Linked DNA regions of Mus musculus: region 1 is linked to region 2. The links are chromatin loops, found by intact Hi-C in ENCODE. Cell type or tissue: heart. All regions are shown on one strand.

Region 1 (8,000 bases), 80 kb before region 2:
CTAGAAACACGTTTTTTCTTTACTGTGGGCATTGTGGAAACATTTGATAATAACAGCCCACATTTCTAGTGTCAGAGAGTGCAACAACTTTTATTTTCTTCATATCGTTCACCCTTTTATATACTGTACTACACAGAGAATTTTAGTGTTTTAAAACAGTTTAAAGTAGACAAGTGAGTGGATAGTAGACAAATGTAGCAGACCTCAGTTGTCCCTGACATGAAAACCAACTTCCAGCAGAATAGCGTCCCATAGTCGTGATCAGATTAGGGCGTTCATATTAGGGCTATCAGCCAGTCAGTGAATAATTTTATATCATGGTCCCAAAGAGTGCAGACGACACAGTAAAAAGTAAAATGTGAAATCTCTCCCTTACCTGGTGTCTTCTGACACAAATGCATTCAAATAGAATGTTAGCTATCTAAGAATTTTATAAGAGTTTTGTAATATCACCACACAATTCTCTGGTTATTTACATAAAAACTACATGGTCTGGATCCAGCCATTATTCATCAGTTATTCCTTCTGACAATATAGTTTCTGCTCATAAACTCATGACGATGCAAAAGTCACTAACGAACTCATGTTCATTGTCACGGCTGCCCTGTTTCCTATCTAACTAACTAGCTTAATGAAGTTGTCCAATGAGATTTGTTGCTCAGGTTTCCTTTTACAAAGTCCTTGTTTCTGACCTGGGATTCGTGTGCATTGCCGTGGAGGAGCCAGGCCAAGGACTGCCGGGGACTCACTGGTCTGGTCTCTCTCTCTCTCTCTCTCTCTCTCTCTCTCTCTCTCTCTCTCTCTCTCTCTCTCTCTCTCTCTCTCTCTCTCTTCCACTGCAGATGTACATCACAAGCACAATCAAGACGAAGAGCAGTCGGCTGGCCAAGCCAGTGCTGTGCTTGGGGACCCTCTGTACCGCCTTCCTGACAGGCCTCAACCGCGTCTCAGAGTACCGGAACCACTGTTCCGACGTGATCGCCGGCTTCATCCTGGGCACCGCAGTGGCCCTGTTTTTGGTAGGTCAGCCTTTTTCCTTCTACTTCTTCCATTTCATGTCCTCTGGGTAAAGCCACAGCTCACTCACTGACTTTCCCAGATTCCAGTCTGAGTCGCCATTCCCCGTGCTCCCGACTTCTAAGCAGCAATCCTCCAAAGAATACATATGCTTCTCTACAAGAAGAAAAGCAGAGTACTTTTGCTTTGAGAAATTTGATTGGACGCCGGGCATGGTGGACAGCTGCTTTTCCTGAATATGCTCACACATTTCTATAGAATACTCCCTGTGAAACTATTGTCACTCAACATCCCTTCCATCAGACACCAGCCCTCTTTTCCTAATGGAAGAAGATGAGAGGCTGAGGTATAAATTCTCTGGGTGAAGACACAGAGCAAGTGCTGAAATGATCCCATGCTGCTGGCCTCTCATTAGAAAGACTTCCTGAGAAACATTTTTGAAAGAAAACAAGAATTATAGATGACTTCAAGAGATCAGTCTCCAAGGGAGATCACTGGTACATGAACAAGGATGGGCTAGAAGACAAGTCACTCTTGATATCTAACATCATTAGAGCACACTATCACCCGCTAATAAGAAATGGCAGCAAAGACGTCCACACATCTGCATGGGCTTTTGAGAGATTGTCTGTGAAAGCCTGTGGGTTGCTGGGGTGCTGTATAAGAGTTCTGCTTTAAGATTAGACTTTTCTCTTAGTAACTTTCCCATCTTCTTTCCTATCCCTTGGTCATTGTTTGCTCTGTTATTGCTTCCAGTGATTTGACAGCTATGGTCAATTTTGCTTTCATCCAATTTGATTTGTACTTTAAAAATCCAGACTGCCATTGAATTGCTGTCTACTCGCTTGCACACACATATCCATAGCTCAAAGACACACATCAAGCTGGGAACAGAAGGGAAAAATGACGTCAGAGAGGGGAGAGGGAGTAACCAGATATGGAGAGGAGACAGAGAGAAGCAAAAGCCAAGAAGACCAGCATACTCTCTGTTCCCCTCCAACACTGCTTTACACATCTGTGTTTCCCATGAGAAAGGGCAATGGAAATGTGGACTGAGCAATGACTGCATGCCCTGCAATACAAACACCTCCAGTTTCGAGTTCTTAGGACACGGCTGGCAATATTTTAACCTTCATTTTACTGTCCAGTAAATTGGGCCTCAAAATATATTGCTTAGTAAATAATCACCCATTCACGATAAACCTCAACTCCAAGGCTCGTACACTTCCCCTTCTACCATTTCCCAAGTAGCCAAAGTTTTAAACAGAGCTATAGTGTAAAGTGGAGATGAGCCTGGTTTTTTTAAAAAAAAATGTTTGTGTGGATGTTCTGTATGGTTTGAAAAATTAGCGGAAAGATTCAACACTAGACATAGAAACAAAGAAGCAGAATAACAAAAACAGATATGGAAAGAGGCAGAACAATGATCGTGGGCTGAGAAGATGCTAAAAACTATGACTGGTAGAAAATAAGGAACGGAACATAGACAAACATTTATAGTGAGTTGCTTAAGCCAAGTAAGCAATAAAGACATATTTGACAATGATCATTTTAGGCAGACGTTAAACATCAGTCAGTGTGGGCTGAGAACTTGTTATGTTTGGCACTTAAGAGAAAAAAATAATATAGTGGTAGGATTTTGAGGAATTTAAACTTCCCCTGTCCAAGCTGAAGAAACTAATACAATAGCACGTCACTTCTTACCGTTGGAAATTGTTGCCTGGATCAACCAAAGTGAGGCACAAGCCCAGGACACTGCCAGACACACAGCAGCCTTCAGCACATGTTTGGTGTGATAACAAGGGGACTTACACGGGTCATACTGTCATAAATCTATAAGGTAAGTTTTCTCGCTCCCATTTGACAGCTGAGGAGATGAGCCATGTGGGGTATCCCCAGCCACCTGGTAAATTTTCTTCACAGTACCTGCTGTGTGCTCAGCATACAGTTCAGGCCTCTCTCAGTCTTTCCTACAATTCCAAGGAAATATGTCACCTTGGTGCTCATATTCATGTACAACGGTCTGTCACTATCAGAGATGACCGGGAGCTGCCTATTGGAGTCTGACCCAATCTCTCTTCCCTCTCATCCTGCAGGGAATGTGTGTGGTTCATAACTTCAGAGGAACCCAAGGCTCTCCTTCCAAACCCAAACCCGAGGATCCCCGCGGAGTTCCCCTGATGGCTTTCCCAAGGATAGAGAGCCCGCTGGAAACCTTAAGTGCACAGGTATAGTAAAGTCACTGTAGCAAGCAAACGCATGACCTTTGCAGGTTACTTATTTAATCCTGAGGAAGTGCTAAGTGTTGTTCAAATTAAACCCAAGGAGTTTTAGGGGACTCTGCTCCCTAATTTTATAGTCAACATTCAGGTTCTTTGAACAATTCCTATGGGAAGCCAGTTTGACTAACAACCAAGTGGTTTCCTGTGCAATTCCATTTCCCTTGATGTTGTTGGGGGTGGGGTGGAAAAGTGGGATCCAAACTTCCAGGGGATATGAAAGCCCAAAGCTCACAAGTTCCTAATGTAGTATAACATAATGTTTGCATGGAGCTTACACAAAAATTGACATATACCTTCATCTCCATTTTACCTGCAATGCCTAAGACAATGCAACAACTAAGAAAATAGTGGTTAAACAGTACTGTTGAGGGAATCTAAAAAGGAAACAGTGTTGTACACATCCAGTCGCCACAATACTTCTCAGCTCTGATTGTATGAACGCATGGCTGCAGAAACCATGAATAATTAATATGAGGGCAACTGTGTTTAGTCTCCTAAATCCTTTTCATCTATGACTGCACAAATGCATGGTTGCAGAACCCATGGATAATGGAAGGACAACTTTGTTTGGAAAGACAAAGATTTTGTTCAATCTAGTGACTAGTTACTCAAGCTAGAGGTACAGAGTCTGGTCTGAGAATGGTCACAAATCCAACACAATAATATTTTCTGATTAGGAGTTCTACCACAAGCCCTTCATCTATGCATGAGGTCAAAACAATAACTAGACACAGCCTTAGCTCTGCATAACTCTGATGATTGGGGACAGTAGAAATAAAGCTGTCATAGTGTATAGTGCTAAATTAGGTTCACCACAGGAGTGCAAGTTAAGAGAAATGCCTACTCTAGGGAGATGAGAAACGTCCGGAAGGCTGTTAAAGAGGCCTAGACACAGGACAATTGAAACTTTTGCCTAGGATTCTTCCAGCAACATCAAAAGGTATTCTTATTTGAACAACCATCATATAGAATGGATATTTATCAATATGCCCATCTCTCTGATAAAAATGAAGATAATGAAGTCATCACAGTTAAACTATTTACCCTCCCCCCACCCGGCTAAAAGGTAGGAAAGTGCAGATGAGTAAATATAATTAAAGAACAAGAGAACAGCCCCCCTTTTAAGAAGTCATTACTTTCATTCGAACACCCTTCTTTTCAGAAGGCCTCTGGAATTCTATGAAATGTTTTCTGTAATATTCTGCTCATCTCAAAATATAAAAGGCAGCACTGTGCTTTCCAGTGAAACTATTAGGTGTTTCTCACTCTTTAAAGATTTACTGTCACAAGCTCTTCTATGTCTTTTGACCTTTAATGAAGTTTCACTTCATTAGTGAACTGGAAAGAAAGCAATAAAATCCTAGCCATTGTGAGAAACTATGTAGTTTTATCACTAAACCCAGCACCAAGCATATTCAACTTTTCACCCATATTTCACATTTTTAATAGTTTAATTAGAAACAGGATATGAAAAACATATCCAATGCTCTTTTCAGACCGCCACAAGCACCAGGAATACACTTTTTCCACATACCAACATGCAAACAAACACTCATACACATACAAAAAAATAATACATTTAAAGAAGATTATTTGCTTAGTTTCACAGATGTATCAGTCTATGTGTACTTAGTGTCCCCTGAATATTCCTACTCTTAGAATGATGTCCTCCATCTGTCCACACCAGTCAGGCCTTCCTTAACCTATGTCTGTGGCTTTTTTCTTCTCCTCCAAGACTATTTGTAGTTGACTAGGACAACAGATTTCTAGAAACATATTCTCAATGTTTCATAGTGAAAAGTGAAGGACCAAACACTTTCAGAAATGGTTCTTCCCCTTAGAGATGAAGGACGCTTGAGTATCCACACCAAGAATAACAACGAGATTATCAATAAATGCACTGGGCACTACAGGTTGTAGCTGAACTTCTTCCAAGCCTGACTCTATGTGTCTATGTATGTGCTCTCCTTGTCTCAATCTGAGGCATCGTGAATATTAAGCTTGGGCAATAGGTCCTTCTGTGTCCATCATTTGATTGCCCCTTACAATTAGAGTTCCCTCTCATTTATGCTCCTCGTGGAACTGAGAACCTTTAAGGACCTGGGTTCTATGATCTATGTCCTATGTGACATGTTTCTTGACATTAACTAAGTGTAACACAAATACTGTTTGGATGGAAGCAAGCCAGAGCCAAAATCTCAACTAAATCCTTCAACCAAAAACCAATCAACCTCAAGTCAGACCAGAGACACTGTTTCTGCTGTCACTATTTCTATGACAAATACAGACTTGAGAGAACCAATGAGCAAAACTTCTGCAGGTGAATCAGAACACAGTTACAGGAAGCTGTGGGAAGTACTGGCCATGTGGCATAGTCCAAACCCATGGTGGACAACTGAGGAAGGCAAGCATTGCTTTTACTAGAAAACATTTTTGCAGAGATAGAAGATAATAACCTTTACTCATTGTTCAAGTAAAAGAAGTAACAGTCATTGAGAGTCCTTTCCTCACACTTTCACAGTACTCTTACAACTGGCATTACCCTATTTTAGAAAGGAAGATATCCTTAATACCATTCCCAAGATGTTTAACCAAAATTAAACATGGACCCATCAAACCCTGTGCATCCTACTTTAGCATACAGCCTCTTATTTCATTCAACAAAACTTCCTTTTTAAAAATCTACCTCTCAGACTTGAACATGAAAATGTGCTGCAGATATAGGGAAGCAGGCTACCCGGGCCTGATCTGGGGCACAAGTCCCTTCCGCTCGACTCGAGACTCGAGCCCCGGGCTACCTTGCCAGCAGAGTCTTGCCCAACACCCGCAAGGGCCCACACGGGACTCCCCACGGGACCCTAAGACCTCTGGTGAGTGGACCACAGTGCCTGCCCCAATCCAATCGCGCGGAACTTGAGACTGCGGTACATAGGGAAGCAGGCTACCCGGGCCTGATCTGGGGCACAAGTCCCTTCCGCTCGACTCGAGACTCGAGCCCCGGGCTACCTTGCCAGCAGAGTCTTGCCCAACACCCGCAAGGGTCCACACGGGACTCCCCACGGGACCCTAAGACCTCTGGTGAGTGGATCACAGTGCCTGCCCCAATCCAATCGCGCGGAACTTGAGACTGCAGTACATAGGGAAGCAGGCTACCCGGGCCTGATCTGGGGCACAAGTCCCTTCCGCTCGACTCGAGACTCGAGCCCCGGGCTACCTTGCCAGCAGAGTCTTGCCCAACACCCGCAAGGGTCCACACGGGACTCCCCACGGGACCCTAAGACCTCTGGTGAGTGGACCACAGTGCCTGCCCCAATCCAATCGCGCGGAACTTGAGACTGCGGTACATAGGGAAGCAGGCTACCCGGGCCTGATCTGGGGCACAAGTCCCTTCTGCTCGACTCGTGACTCGAGCCCCGGGCTACCTTGCCAGCAGAGTCTTGCCCAACACCTGCAAGGGTCCACACAGGACTCCCCACGGGACCCTAAGACCTCTGGTGAGTGGATCACAGTGCCTGCCCCAATCCAATCGCGCGGAACTCGAGACTGCGGTACATAGGGAAGCAGGCTACCCGGGCCTGATCTGGGGCACAAGTCCCTTCCGCTCGACTCGAGACTCGAGCCCCGGGCTACCTTGCCAGCAGAGTCTTGCCCAACACCCGCAAGGGTCCACACGGGACTCCCCACGGGACCCTAAGACCTCTGGTGAGTGGATCACAGTGCCTGCCCCAATCCAATCGCGCGGAACTTGAGACTGTGGTACATAGGGAAGCAGGCTACCCGGGCCTGATCTGGGGCACAAGTCCCTTCCGCTCGACTCGAGACTCGAGCCCCGGGCTACCTTGACAGCAGAGTCTTGCCCAACACCCGCAAGGGCCCACACGGGACTCCCCATGGGACCCTAAGACCTCTGGTGAGTGGAACACAGCGCCTACCCCAATCCAATCGCGTGGAACTTGAGACTGCGGTACATAGGGAAGCAGGCTACCCGGGCTTGATCTGGGGCACAAACCCCTTCCACTCCACTCGAGCCCCGGCTACCTTGCCAGCTGAGTCGCCTGACACCCGCAAGGGCCCACACAGGATTCCACACGTGATCCTAAGACCTCTAGTGAGTGGAACACAACTTCTGCCAGGAGTCTGGTTCAAACACCAGATATCTGGGTACCTGCCTTGCAAGAAGAGAGCTTGCCTGCAGAGAATACTCTGCCCACTGAAACTAAGGAGAGTGCTACCCTCCAGGTCTGCTCATAGAGGCTAACAGAGTCACCTGAAGAACAAGCTCTTAACAGTGACAACTAAAACAGCTAGCTTCAGAGATTACCAGATGGCGAAAGGCAAACGTAAGAATCCTACTAACAGAAATCAAGACCACTCACCATCATCAGAACGCAGCACTCCCACCCCACCTAGTCCTGGGCACCCCAACACAACCGAAAATCTAGACCCAGATTTAAAAACATTTCTCATGATGATGATAGAGGACATCAAGAAGGACTTTCATAAGTCACTTAAAGATTTACAGGAGAGCACTGCTAAAGAGTTACAGGCTCTTAAAGAAAAGCAGGAAAACACAGCCAAACAGGTGATGGAAATGAACAAAACCATACTAGAACTAAAAGGGGAAGTAGACACAATAAAGAAAACCCAAAGCGAGGCAACGCTGGAGATAGAAACCCTAGGAAAGAGATCTGGAACCATAGA
Region 2 (8,000 bases):
TCGATGATACCTTGGTCAAGGAAGGAATAAAGAAAGAAATTAAAGACTTTTTAGAGTTTAATGAAAATGAAGCCACAACGTACCCAAACCTTTGGGACACAATGAAAACATTTCTAAGAGGGAAACTCATAGCTCTGAGTGCCTCCAAGAAGAAACGGGAGAGAGCACATACTAGCAGCTTGACAACACATCTAAAAGCTCTAGAAAAAAAGGAAGCAAATTCACCCAAGAGGAGTAGACGGCAGGAAATAATCAAACTCAGGGGTGAAATCAACCAAGTGGAAACAAGAAGAACTATTCAAAGAATTAACCAAACGAGGAGTTGGTTCTTTGAGAAAATCAACAAGATAGATAAACCCTTAGCTAGACTCACTAGAGGGCACAGGGACAAAATCGTAATTAACAAAATCAGAAATGAAAAGGGAGACATAACAACAGATCCTGAAGAAATCCAAAACACCATCAGATCCTTCTACAAAAGGCTATACTCAACAAAACTGGAAAACCTGGACGAAATGAACAAATTTCTGGACAGATACCAGGTACCAAAGTTGAATAAGGATCAAGTTGACCTTCTAAACAGTCCCATATCCCCTAAAGAAATAGAAGCAGTTATTAATAGTCTCCCAGCCAAAAAAAGCCCAGGACAAGACGGGTTTAGTGCAGAGTTCTATCAGACCTTCAAAGAAGATCTAATTTCAGTTCTGCACAAACTTTTTCACAAGATAAAAGTAGAAGGTACTCTACCCAACTCATTTTATGAAGCCACTATTACTCTGACACCTAAACCACAGAAAGATCCAACAAAGATAGAGAACGTCAGACCAATTTCTCTTATGAATATCGATGCAAAAATCCTCAATTAAATTCTCGCTAACCGAATCCAAGAACACATTAAAGCAATCATCCATCCTGACCAAGTAGGTTTTATTCCAGGGATGCAGGGATGGTTTAATATACGAAAATCCATCAATGTAATCCATTATATAAACAAACTCAAAGACAAAAACCACATGATCATCTCGTTAGATGCAGAAAAAGCATTTGACAAGTTCCAACACCCATTCATGATAAAAGTTTTGGAAAGATCAGGAATTCAAGGCCCATACCTAAACATGATAAAAGCAATCTACAGCAAACCAGTAGCCAACATCAGAGTAAATGGAGAGAAGCTGGAAGCAATCCCACTAAAATCAGGGACTAGACAAGGCTGCCCACTTTCTCCCTACCTTTTCAACATAGTACTTGAAGTATTAGCCAGAGCAATTCGACAACAAAAGGAGATCAAGGGGATACAAATTGGAAAAGAGGAAGTCAAAATATCACTTTTTGCAGATGATATGATAGTATATATAAGTGACCCTAAAAATTCCACCAGAGAACTCCTAAACCTGATAAACAGCTTCGGTGAAGTAGCTGGATATAAAATTATCTCAAACAAGTCAATGGCCTTTCTCTACACAAAGAATAAACAGGCTGAGAAAGAAATTAGGGAAACAACACCCTTCTCAATAGTCACAAATAATATAAAATATCTCGGCGTGACTCTAACTAAGGAAGTAAAAGATCTGTATGATAAAAACTTCAAGTCTCTGAAGAAAGAAATTAAAGAAGATCTCAGAAGATGGAAAGATCTCCCATGCTCATGGATTGGCAGGATCAACATTGTAAAAATGGCTATCTTGCCAAAAGCAATCTACAGATTCAATGCAATCCCCATCAAAATTCCAACTCAATTCTTCAACGAATTAGAAGGAGCAATTTGCAAATTCATCTGGAATAACAAAAAACCTAGGATAGCAAAAACTCTTCTCAAGGATAAAAGAACCTCTGGTGGAATCACCATGCCTGACCTAAAGCTGTACTACAGAGCAATTGTGATAAAAACTGCATGGTACTGGTATAGAGACAGACAAGTAGACTAATGGAATAGAATTGAAGACCCAGAAATGAACCCATACACCTATGGTCACTTGATCTTCGACAAGGGAGCTAAAACCATCCAGTGGAAGAAAGACAGCATTTTCAACAATTGGTGCTGGCACAACTGGTTGTTATCATCAAGCTTGGGCAGAAGGTCCTTCTGTGTCCATCATTTGATTGCCCCTTACAATTAGAGTTCCCTCTCATTCATGCTCCTCGTGGAACTGAGAACCTTTAAGGACCTGGGTTCTATGATCTATGTCCTATGTGACATGTTTCTTGACATTAACTAAGTGTAACACAAATACTGTTTGGATGGAAGCAAGCCAGAGCCAAAATCTCAACTAAATCCTTCAACCAAAAACCAATCAACCTCAAGTTAGACCAGAGACACTGTTTCTGCTGTCACTATTTCTATGACAAATACAGACTTGAGAGAACCAATGAGCAAAACTTCTGCAGGTGAATCAGAACACAGTTACAGGAAGCTGTGGGAAGTACTGGCCATGTGGCATAGTCCAAACCCATGGTGGACAACTGAGGAAGGCAAGCATTGCTTTTACTAGAAAACATTTTTGCAGAGATAGAAGATAATAACCTTTACTCATTGTTCAAGAAAGAGAAGTAACAGTCATTGAGAGTCCTTTCCTCACACTTTCACAGTACTCTTACAACTGGCATTACCCTATTTTAGAAAGGAAGATATCCTTAATACCATTCCCAAGATGTTTAACCAAAATTAAACATGGACCCATCAAACCCTGTGCATCCTACTTTAGCATACAGCCTCTTATTTCATTCAACAAAACTTCCTTTTTAAAAATCTACCTCTCAGACTTGAACATGAAAATGTGCTGCAGGAATTGTATGTTCAACCTGAACTATTCTTCCAATAAGTGGCTGGCATGTTCTCTCTGAGTAAAAGCCTCCCATGCAACACCTTGGGCCAGAGTATACAGTAGAAGCTGATGCTTTGTGGCTGGGAGAATGAAACTATCTTCCCAGGGAGGAACTATGGAGATTTTAGAGACCAAAACTGCCCTTTGGAGCACATACTTACACACATGAAACCTACCTGCCATTCAGAATCTCAGGAGGACAGCTTTCTATGACCAGGAGCCAGGAATCTGCTTTCTCTCCTTCTGGAACATTCTTTTCCCTTTGCCTCACAGAACCCTCCTCCTTAAAATATTAACCCATGTTTGACATTTGCATTCTGTGATTCCTGCTGATATTGCTGATTAAGACAGGGTACAGAGGAACTAAAAAGTAAACTACTATAGAAAATTCCAACTGAAGAGATAGTTCTCCAGCCATCACTGTATGGGCCTAAAATTCTTCCAAAACGCCATCTTTCAGCTACCCATGTTCCCCAATTAAATGCTCATATTCACTCTAACAAAGGAATAAGTTAGAAATGAAGCAATTGGTTTCCTCTGTATGTATGGATGTTTTCTACTCATGAGGACAAGAGATGATAAAACATAGAAGAAGAAGAAGAAGAAGAAGAAGAAGAAGAAGAAGAAGAAGAAGAAGAAGAAGAAGAAGAAGAAGGAGGAGGAGGAGGAGGAGGAGGAGGAGGAGGAGGAGGAGGAGGAGGAGGAGGAAGAGGAAGAACAACAACAACAACAACAAAAACAACAAGAACAACAAGAACAACAAGACAAGAAGAACAAAAAGAACAACAACAACAGATACTACTACAAGAACAATAAGAGAAGACACCAAGAACAAGAACAAGAACAACTAATTGTTAACAAGACTACAGATACCTGGACTCCTCTCCCAAGAGATTTTAGTTCAGAAATGCATGGTGGAAACAAGTTGAAAAATATTCCCAGGGGATTCTGATGCACCTTTGATTCTGAATTAGTACTAACACAAACTTCATATTATATATAAATAGAAAAATAAAACAAAGCAGAATTAAAGAACTCAGGTCAAAGTCACCTACCTGACTATCTTAAGGTCACATCCATGTGGTAACAATACATGTACACAGGGACATACACACACAGACACACACAGACACACACAATTTAATTTTTAAATATGTAAAAAGAAGACATTTTAATGACTCTGAATTATGTAGACCATATTCCTACAAATTAATTAAAGTCAAATGAAAACCACTTTATCCACTGGAAAATAATAATTTTAGTCCCAGAGAAGTCATAACTCAAAGAATAAGTCATACTAGTAATAATTCATAGCTAGTAGTCAGTCTTTAAAACATTTCAAAGGTATGAAATATAGCTGTCACTTTGGGATCCTGTGTTAAATATGTATGTTAAAACAGTAGGGGAAAGTTTACATGAAGAAGTGATTTTGCTTCAGTTGAAAATGCTGAAGGAAGTCTCTACATGGTCCATCCTTTCATCTCAGCTCCAAACTCTGTCTCTGTAACTCCTTCCATGGGTGTTTTGTTCCCAAATCTAAGGAGGGGCATAGTGTCCACACTTCAGTCTTCATTCTCCTTGAGTTTCATGTGTTTAGCAAATTATATCTTATATCTTGGGTATCCTAGGAAAGAGAGGCCCATTGGACTTGCAAACTTTATATGCCCCAGTACAGGGGAATACCAGGGCCAAAAAGGGGGAGTGGGTGGGCAGGGGAGTGGGGGTGGGTGGATATGGGGGACTTTTGGTATAGCATTGGAAATGTAAATGAGTTAAATACCTAATAAAAAATGGAAAAAATAAATAAATAAATAAATAAAATATCCAATAAAAGAAAAGAAAAGAAGAAAAAAAAAAAAAAGAAAATGCTGAAGGAAGAGATAACAGGAGTTGAAGGGCCTTGGAAGAATATGAAGGGGAAAGCATAGTTTTGTGGGTTTTGTTTGGGGATGTTATTTGTTTAAGAGGGGACCTGAAGCTGAGGTGGGGGATGGGGAGGGGAAGGATCAGGGAAAAATTTGGGGGAGAGGAAAAATACACCATGAAAAGTTTGAAATGTTAAATTAATAAGAGAGAGAGTGAGAGATCAGTGAGCCTTAGTCTGGAAGATATTTAAGGAATGGATGATAGTATGTCGATGTCTCTTACCCCAGCTCTGAGACTGTATGTTTTCCTTGCTCTACAGAATCACTCCGCCTCCATGACCGAAGTCACCTGAGATGAATAAAGACATGCAGCTGTTTAGGGATTGTTTGGTTTTTGTTTTGTTTTTTTCCAGCAACCTTCCAGTTCAATTCTTCAAAACACACAGATACTCAAGTCAAACTGTGAAGACAAGTATTACATTTATCTAGTTAGAGGCTAATGTTTTGTACATTTTTTGTATGAAGAAGTGATGTAGCTTGCCCTGATCTTTTTTTGTCAGCTTTAATATATTTATGCCAGATTTTTAAAACCAACAAAATTTTCCTGTTGTTCGAGTGTGCATTGAAGAATCACATTTATCCAATGGCTAACGTTGTTTTGTGATATTTGTACACAAATTTTTCTCAGTTTTATAGACACAAATAAAGCGAACAACCCACTTTAACCCTTTATTACCACAGTTGCTGCCTCCTCCAGAAGTTTTGAATTTTAATGGAAGTTAAACTTTTGAGTTACAGGAAGGACCGTGGTAGTTAATTGTAAATCTCAAAGTCAATCGTGGAAAAAAAATATTGGAAGAGAACATTGTGTTCTGCTTTGTAAATAGTTGACTGCATTCCCAGTTAAAGCAACAGGGGCATACTAGTGAAGAGTTCTAGTTGCCCAACTATTGGCACAGAAGCCTATATTTGGAGGAAGAGTACTTTGGTTATATGATGCTTTCTTAGATAATGGCCTCGCCATCCTACAGAGCACAAGGTCAGTCTGGGATTCTGACCTTGGGCAGGTGACACCGTGGCCTACTATCCAAGAGAGCAGCAAGCACCAGCCTTTCCTGTCAACTCAACAGTTTTGTATATCATATTGTATGGACTTTTTATGAAAAAGAATATTTTACAGTTTGCACAGTATTATTTTACAGAAAGGCTATCAGAGCATCTACATGTAGAGCCCAGAGCAACGGCTTCACTATGGGGCTTTTAACTGTTCTTAGATTTTAACTGCATCCCATTTTTTCTAGCATGGTGATAATGTGTCCCTCCTTTGGGAGAAGGAGTTCCCTTTCTGTATCTATCAAAATGTTTCTCACCCTTGTCAGGTCTTCTTAGCTTTTTTTGTACATATTTTTTTTTCTAAAGAGAAGAAAAAAAAAGTTATCACAAAATGTAGTCTGGCTCCTGTGCTCTGTGTTTCATTTCAGTTGGCGGTGTTTGAAGAACTGTGGAGTGTCTGTGCTTCTCAGTCCATGAGAGAGGGGATTAGATGAACCATTAAACAGGGGCATGCTGAAAGGTCATTCAGAGTAAGCAGACAGAAGCAGGGGGCGAAGGAATGACTGTACACAAATAGGCATACATATGTGTTAAAATAAGGTGAAAGAATTCCTTCATTTATTAAGATACTCAAATCAAATGCATTTTCTGGATTCTTAGTGTGATGCCATAGTCTTCAACCTGTTCTGAAATTTCCAAGTTTTCAGTAAACAATTAGTCTTTTTTTTTTTTTTTAGGAACAAAAGTCACCTCTGATAAAACTTTCCTGGGAGTTTCCTGAACTATACTCATACACATGTTCTAAGTAGTATCTGACTAAAGTCAGAGAAAAGAGCTGTTAAGGCTCTGTTCATCACAAGTGTTAACCACCTGCCCTCACATATATAATGCATCTGTTGTTTTCAGGGCAATGAACCCAGGGAGGGATATAAACTCGAAAACACTGTGACATACACCAGTTCCAACATCTTGGTCGAGCTCTGCCCCATTCTTATTTCTATTCTTTCTGTTACATGATGCCTCTGAATCAAGTTTAGCCCTTCTTGGTGTGATGTGTCTACTGAGATGGTTCATGGATGCTACAGACAAAAGGAAGTCCCAGGAAAGAATGATTTGTAGACTCTGAGCTCTGTCTTCTGTCCTGTATGCTAAGTGTGAAGTCATCCAGTGTCTGGGCGACTCATTTTATTTACTTAAACACATGGTATTTTTAAAGAAAATTAGTAATGGGCTCTCTTTAGTTTACTTTTCCTAAAACATCAGAAATGAGGGTAGACAAAATTGATGTTTATTACCTACTTCATGTCACACGTAGTTTTCAGCTTTTCTTGTCACCAAATTGTATTTTGAAGAAAAATCAAGTCAACAACACGGATCACTACCTTTGAACTCTTTTTTTCTAGGTTTGATTCTGGGAAGATCACTTGTTACTTCAAAATCTGTGGTCACAGACTCTGCTTCCATAGCCCAGGGTGTATAGGGTATTCTCTGGCAAGCTATGCTCTATATCAGTTACAACTGAGGGATTTCTTTCTGTTCTGTTCCCTGGATCTCTGAGTTAGTCTACCCTCTGCATTATGCCACTTTAATAAAGCCTCTGCGTACCCTTAAGATATTCAGTGGCCTCAGGTTGAGGGTAAACCTTCCAATCTAGCATGTGAGATTCATTCCTCAGGTTTGGATGTCCCTACTTGGTTTTTCTGACAAAGACAAAGCTTTTTGTTCAAACAGGACAAATAATGACTATAACCTAAGAGAAATAAATTCTGGAGTGAATGCTGTTCCTCTTTTTTAGTGGATTGCAGAAATGCCTGAGAAAGTCTGACTTGCTGTGGAAAGGGATTGGAAAGAAACAAGACTAATAAAGTGTTTTGATGTTATGCACCAGTGAGACTGTTAACTCGTGGACGTCCATGCTCTGATGACATGCCCATTACAGGACTTGACACAGAAAACACTTTGTTAAAGTTTATCCAACAGATAGATGCCAAATTTCATCCCAACTTGCCTGAAGATTAACTATGACCTATTTGGAAATAAGAGTACTTTTAATAGGGTCTAAAGGAGCTGAAAAATAACACATTTAGATACAGGGTTAATAATGACAAAGAGTGTACCCTGTGCAGTTATGCCTCTGTGTATCCCAGTGATAAGCTCTAAAGATCTCTTTGACTGTGATGGATAGGAAGGCTTTGGCAACTCCAGTATTGGAAAATGCAAATATCCTTTAATGTGCTCTTGAAAGGAGAAAGAGTAGATG

Evidence for each region. A loop is a pair of places that touch in the nucleus more often than their neighbours do. Peaks named below come from ENCODE experiments on the same cell type or tissue, not always from the same donor. Only the 100,000 strongest peaks of a DNase experiment are listed, where the experiment ranks them.
Region 1: it touches region 2 in a loop (12-fold over the local background); 10 of 42 quality-filtered maps call a loop at or near these places.

The regions. Positions count from the first base shown.
Region 1 is chr4:49,322,506-49,330,505 of GRCm38, forward strand. It overlaps Plppr1 (phospholipid phosphatase related 1), which reads left to right. Exons shown (of 8, transcript NM_178756.4): 6 at 843-1,019; 7 at 3,114-3,245. Among named protein-coding and RNA genes, the nearest start is that of Gm22685, 37 kb to the left of the region's middle. In heart, no CTCF peak of the experiment used is centred here; no DNase peak of the experiment used is centred here.
Region 2 is chr4:49,402,693-49,410,692 of GRCm38, forward strand. Acnat2 (acyl-coenzyme A amino acid N-acyltransferase 2) reads right to left here and starts at 3,066. Exons shown (of 4, transcript NM_001356289.1): 1 at 2,999-3,066. It also overlaps the pseudogene Gm12451. In heart, no CTCF peak of the experiment used is centred here; no DNase peak of the experiment used is centred here.